Regions from separate parts of the Mus musculus genome. Here region 1 is linked to region 2. A link is a contact called in ENCODE Hi-C data. All regions are on one chromosome and are shown on one strand. The core of a region is the stretch at or near the end of the contact, and the rest is flanking DNA. Distances in the headings are between cores, read along the strand shown.

What was found. Hi-C counts contacts between places; a loop is a spot of excess contacts on that map.
Region 1: a loop to region 2 is called in a map of left cerebral cortex, with 10 times the contacts of the local background. The contact joins the promoter of Zic1 here to the promoter of Tbx18 in region 2. A Hi-C loop is called at or near these places in 5 of 37 maps with a recorded cell type or tissue (ES-E14 and left cerebral cortex).

What each region holds. Positions count from the first base shown.
Region 1 is chr9:91,364,497-91,367,374 of GRCm38, reverse strand. Zic1 (zinc finger protein of the cerebellum 1) reads left to right here and starts at 1,607. Exons shown (of 3, transcript NM_009573.4): 1 at 1,607-2,878. The coding sequence starts at 2,358. It also overlaps a transcript of Zic4 not described here.
Region 2 is chr9:87,729,383-87,732,576 of GRCm38, reverse strand. Tbx18 (T-box18) reads left to right here and starts at 1,317. Exons shown (of 8, transcript NM_023814.4): 1 at 1,317-2,042; 2 at 2,912-3,116. The coding sequence starts at 1,733.

The DNA.
Region 1 (2,878 bases), core at 358-2,857, 3.6 Mb before region 2:
GGAGTGTTATTTCTTTTTCTGCTCACTCATCTGAAGGTAAGTAAATTTTCTCTGGCGATCAAAAGCCTGGTTGGCAACAAAGACCGCGCCCGCTTTTTCCACCGTCTTGTTGTGGCAAGTTGCGGAATTTCAATAACTGTGACAAGGGTGACTGATTTGTGAACTGGAAAAGGTTTGAATGTCACAAAATTTACATTGGTCCTATCTACCGGGGATTTAAATACCAAAAAAGTATTCCGGGATCTCTAGGGAGCTTTGGGAGATCCAGAGGAACAATGGCGCGTTGGGAAATTTACAGTTTTACCTGAATGAAAGGGACTGGGATGGGAATGGGAGGGCAGAGTGAGCGAGTTGGGGGTGGGAGCAAGCCACACAACGGACCAGACCGGAGGGGAAAAAAAAGGAAAAAAAAATGAGGGGAGAGGGAGATCGGCAACAAGGTTTCCAAACTGCCATTAAAAACAGAAAACAAAACCCAATCCGACAAACCTCAGGAACCAGGAAAAGTTTAAGAGATCCATCCACCTGTGTTTGGGGGTGAGTGGGCATGCAGGAAGGAAGTCTGCAAAACTGAGGCTGTGAAAGACACCAAGAAATCACGTTTCTAGGAAAGAGCTTGCCCTCGCGCTCCCGAATCTTAAATTATAAACAGGAGAGAGGCCCGTCAAAAAGGAAGCAAACTTCAAAAGAAGCAAATAACAAAAGCTTCCTTTGCTGCCCGGGGGGGGGGGGGGGGGGGGGAGGGTGGAGAAGGGGAGGGAGGGAGAAAAGAAAGTTGCTGAGTCCGGACATTCTGGAAGTGCCTTTGGGGTGTTTCTCGGCTGGTCCCCCCCCAACTGCTGCTCTCGGAGACGCCGGGGGTCTCCAGTCTTTAAACGCTCTGCAGAGGTTTGAAGGAGAGTGGCTCAGGGATGGGGAGGCAAGGGGGGAGGGGAGTGGGGAGGGAAAGAAACAGAGGGAGGGGAGAAAGGGGGACATTAGAAGGAGGGAGAGGAAAGTGTGTGGCGGGGAGGGGGGAGAACATAGAACAAGAAGCAAAACCTAGAGAAGGAGGGGTAGGAGGCAGCGAGGAAGGGGAGGGAGGGAATGAGGGAGGGAGGGAGGAAGGTAAGGAGAGGGGGAGAGACAGGGAGAGGAGGGAGAGAGAGAGAGAGAGAGAGAGAGAGAGAGAGAGAGAGAGAGAGAGAGAGAGAGAGAGAGAGAGAGGAGAGGAGAAGAGAAGAGAAGAGAAGAGAAGAGAAGATGAGAGGGAAAAGAAATCGTGGCATTTTTTTCCTTCCGTGAGAAGAGGGGGAAAAAATTTGCTAGGGGGGAAAAAAAAGTTGCTACTCCTGGCAGCCCTGTTAGTCAAAAGGGGATGTCAAGCGCTTTACAATACCTGGGATTGATGAGGCGGGCGGGCCAATGAGCAGCGCGCGGCGCCACCGCGCGCCCTTCGTTGGCGCGGCGGCCCCGGGCGGGGTGTGTGGGGGGATTGCCGCCTCACCAATCCTCGCCCGCGTCGGTCGCACGTGACCCCTCCCCCTGCTCCCATTCATCAGGGGGGGGGGGGGACGACGACGGTGTCGTCCTTTCAATTCATTTATCTGCAGGAATGATTGCTGCTATCAGTCTCGCGCTCACCGCCCGGCTGAGGAGGTGAAAGTTTCTCCCCAGGAAGATAAACCGCAAAAGACAATATTGTGCATGATTTGCGCCTTTTCTTTTCTTTTTTCTCCCCCTCCTTTTTTTTTTTTTTTCAAAAAGCAGAGAGGGGGAAAAAGGGAGAGTTGAAGGATCGAGGAGGAGAGCCTGAGAGAGAGAGAGAGAGAGAGAGAGAGAGAGAGAGAAGAGAGAGAGAGAGAGAGAGAGAGAGAGAGAGAGAGAGAGTGAGAGAGAGAGAGACTGAGACTAGTGGAGAAGTGAGGAGGGGCGCGCTGCGCGAGGAGACAGGGCGAGCAGTGGCGGCTCTGGCGTTCACATTCCTCTATGCCACAAATCCGGGAAGAAGTTTTATTGGGGGGCTGAGATGTTCTATGCCTTTCCCCGGGCAGCCTTGATTCGAGGCCCTCTCGGCAGAGACTGAGCGGCGAGAAAGTGAGAGCCCGGCCCGCGCGGTTCGAGCGGCTGGCGCTGGAGCCCGCCTTCTACCGGCCGGCAGTCATCTCTCTTGCCTGCCTTTGGCCGGGCGGGTGCCGGCTAGCGCCTGGCCGTTGCCTGCTGGCTGAGACTTCGTTAGGTGGGTCGACTCCCCCTCCCTCCTCCTCTTCTTCCTCCTCTTCCTCCGCCTCCCGTTCCTCCTCCTCCTGATCTTCCCTCCTTGGCGGGCGAGGGTGGGGGGGGGCGGGGGAGGCCGGGGCTTGCCCCGTGCAGCCACGATGCTCCTGGACGCCGGACCCCAGTATCCCGCGATTGGTGTGACCACCTTTGGTGCATCCCGGCACCACTCGGCGGGCGACGTGGCCGAGAGAGACGTGGGCCTGGGTATCAACCCGTTCGCCGACGGCATGGGCGCCTTCAAGCTCAACCCCAGTTCGCACGAACTGGCCTCGGCTGGCCAGACAGCCTTCACGTCGCAGGCTCCGGGCTACGCCGCTGCTGCGGCCCTGGGCCACCATCACCACCCCGGCCACGTCGGCTCCTACTCCAGCGCTGCTTTCAATTCTACCCGGGACTTTCTGTTCCGCAACCGGGGCTTCGGCGACGCGGCGGCGGCAGCTAGCGCCCAGCACAGTCTCTTCGCTGCTTCGGCCGGCGGCTTTGGGGGCCCACACGGCCATACGGACGCCGCGGGCCACCTCCTTTTTTCTGGGCTTCACGAGCAGGCGGCTGGCCACGCTTCGCCCAACGTGGTTAACGGGCAGATGCGGCTAGGTTTCTCCGGGGACATGTACCCACG
Region 2 (3,194 bases), core at 68-2,567:
CCAATTGAACGCATTTTTCAGGCATTTAAAAATCTGCATCCACAGCAAAGATATTACCAAGTCCTTTCTGGCCCAGGCCTTGCAGGCGCCTCTAGGCACTCGCTGCTTGGTTCAATTTCTTCCCAGCACTCCAGTCCTGAAGGAACTGCAGGTTTCTCTATCTATGATTTAAAAACAAAACCCTCCTTCCGGGGTTGATGGTACTTTCAGAGGCCATTTTCCTGAATGCCGAGGAGAAGCCAGAAGAAAGCTAGGACTGCAGTGTTTAAATGAACATCGAATAAAGGAGGCAAAGCAAAATGAAACAAAACGAATCGTCCCTGGCCTATTTTATACTAAAGATTTGTGCACATAGTGAATTTTATTCTACAAGTGATTTTTTTTATTATCCCCATCAAACCCACATCCTGTTAATCCTAAGAAAATGTTGAGTTTAAACAACAGAACTGCACATACATGTTTGCGATCGTTCAATTCTAGAGTTCTGCTTTCTTTTGAATTTATTTTAAAGAAACACGCCGATTAAAAAAAAAAACCAATATGAATACGAAGCTACTTTTAACATACAGAACTTTCAAAAAACATACAGAAATTCATAAAACATGGTTTACTTTGTGAAGTTTTGAAGTTAAACCTATATCATTAAAGACAAACAGAATTAAAATCCCAGGACCTACGTTTTAAAATAATTAGTCCTAAATAAAAGGAGACACCTTTCCTGAATCGGTTATATGAAGGTCTGAGAGATATTACAATGATTAATTTTTAAATCTAAAAAATATCAAATATGCGTAAACTCATCTCACGTAAGAAAAAAATCTTCGGAGTAAGATTCAAGCCCGTGGTCATTCTCTCCATACAGTGGGCATCAATAGATGCAGGAATGTTTAAGTGAGAAACAACAAACTGTTGGCTGTAAGTTCCTGCCTCCTCCAAATGTACTTCTTAGCCCCATGGACAGGGATGAGAGACCGGAGATTTAAGGGTCCTTGAAAGATCCTCTATACTACTAGTTACGGATCTCTTTTCTCGGTTAAACCCTGAGGCTCAGCCTTTCCTGGTCCTGATAAGAAAAGCCTGAGAAGCGACTGGGTTGGCGGGTGTCAGCAAAAGAGGGTTCAGCTTTCTAGAGACTGGCAGAGACGAGCCAGATGGCGGCGCTTTTCGGTCTGAGATTTTCCGACCTTGTAAGGAAGTGGGCGCGGGCTGAGCGGAGTTAGATTCTCCTGATTGGTAAACCGTTTCGGTGATGGACAGCTCCATAGGACCCTCCCCCGCCGCTTTATTGACACTAATGAGCAAGTTCTTCCCACCGCTCTCCTGCCTTGAAGTGCTGACAGATCAAGGCAACAAATTTCAATTACAATCCCTAATTTGTGTCCGCAGAGTGTTTTTTTTTTCCCCGTGTTAGTCCTCTCGGGCTCATCAGTCGAGGCAGATCTTGGAGCAGCAGGAGGAGGTGGAGGGTTTGGGAGTCAAGAAGTGCATCATTGAACTCGAGGGAGAGACAGAGGGAAGGAAACTTGGCGGCCGCGTTCCTGCTTCCTCGGATCCCAACGCCAGAGAAAGAGGAAACGGCAAATTTGTTTTTGCCCGCAGCTAGGAAGGGGACAGATCTCGGGAGGCATCGGGAGCTGCGGAGCGTTTGGTGGGGGGCCAGGAGGGCGAGCGCGTGCGTGCGCCCCAGCCGCGAGTATATGAGAGAGGGGCGAGCGGGCTCGGGGAGGCGGGGATGGCGGAGAAGCGGAGGGGCTCACCGTGCAGCATGCTAAGCCTCAAGGCGCACGCCTTCTCTGTGGAGGCACTGATCGGCGCCGAGAAGCAGCAACAGCTTCAAAAGAAGCGGAGAAAGCTGGCCACGGAAGAGGCGGCGGGGGCGGTGGAAGACGCAGGCTGCAGCCGTAGCGGAGGCGCGGGGGAGCACGGCTGCTCGGAGGCCGACGAAGAAGCGGCTGCCCCGCCGCCGGCAGCCGGGGCGGCGTCCGGGCCAGCGCGGAGCTGCGCGGACGCGGAGCGGAGCTGTGGCTCCCGCGGAGCGGCGGGTGAGTCGATCGATCCCTTCCTGCCCCAGCGGCTTCCCGGTGCGTCTCCGCCCGGCTCCCGCGAACCTGAGCTTCGGTGAGGCAGCGCTAGCGCCCGCTCCTCCCGGGCCTCCGCCGCCGAGCCCCGGGGGCAGGCGTTGAGCCGTCGGCCCCGCACACCGTCCATCCGCGGCTCTCTGCCCGGCTCGGCGGGCTGCCGCCGTCCTCGCCTCTGCGCCGGGAGGGTTCGAGCCCAGGGCTGCCGCTGCTTTTCACTTCTCTAAGTTTTAGGGGCCCCCGGGGCGCGTGCGGGAGGGCGCGGGCTAAAAGCGCGGAAAAGGGCTCGGACGCCCAGAAGTTGGGTGCGCCAACCGGGGAGGCGGCGGCGAGCTCGCCCACACTCTCTGCCCTTCTGAACGCGGAGCGCTACTCCTCCGGAGCCCAGGGCGCCTCGGGGCGGGCTTTTAGCTCTCTTCTATCCGCTGTGCTGCGGGGCCCGGAGAGCCAGCAGCCCGGAGGATTGCCTGGAGCGGGGTTTGGGGAAGTTCTCAGAAAGTGCCTCGCGCGAGGCCCAGAGGCCCGGCGGCCTCCTGGGGCGGAGGGAGGAAGGGGTGACCGGAGCAGATCCCGGCAGCGGCCGCAGTGAGATCTGCGCCCAGGGACAGTGAGCTCGGGGACAGGTCTCAGGCCCACAAGGCGGGGCGCATGGGGAGTTTGCGGGCCTGGCTCTGGGACATAGGAACTCGGTGGGACCCTAAAGGCCTCAAGGCAACTCCGATCGCCCCGCGCGGCAGGACTGCGGGCAGCTGTCCTAGGGCCTGGCCCTGAGATGATCCTCAAGGCCGGATCGCCCCCTCACTGCTTCCCCGTCTCTACCCTCTGCTGTCCAGGCAGCTGTGAGGATGGCTTCCTGCAGGGCGCCTCCCCGTTGGCATCCCCGGGAGGCTCCCCGAAAGGGTCTCCCGTACCTGGCTTGGCACGACCGGGGACCCCGCTGCCCGCGCCGCAGGCCCCGAGAGTAGATCTGCAAGGAGCGGAGCTCTGGAAGCGCTTTCACGAAATAGGCACCGAGATGATCATCACCAAAGCCGGCAGGTAAGCTTGAGTCTCCGTGTGTCCTGGGACTTTGGCCTCACCGGACCCTGGCCGCAGCTCTGACCCACCCAACAGGGC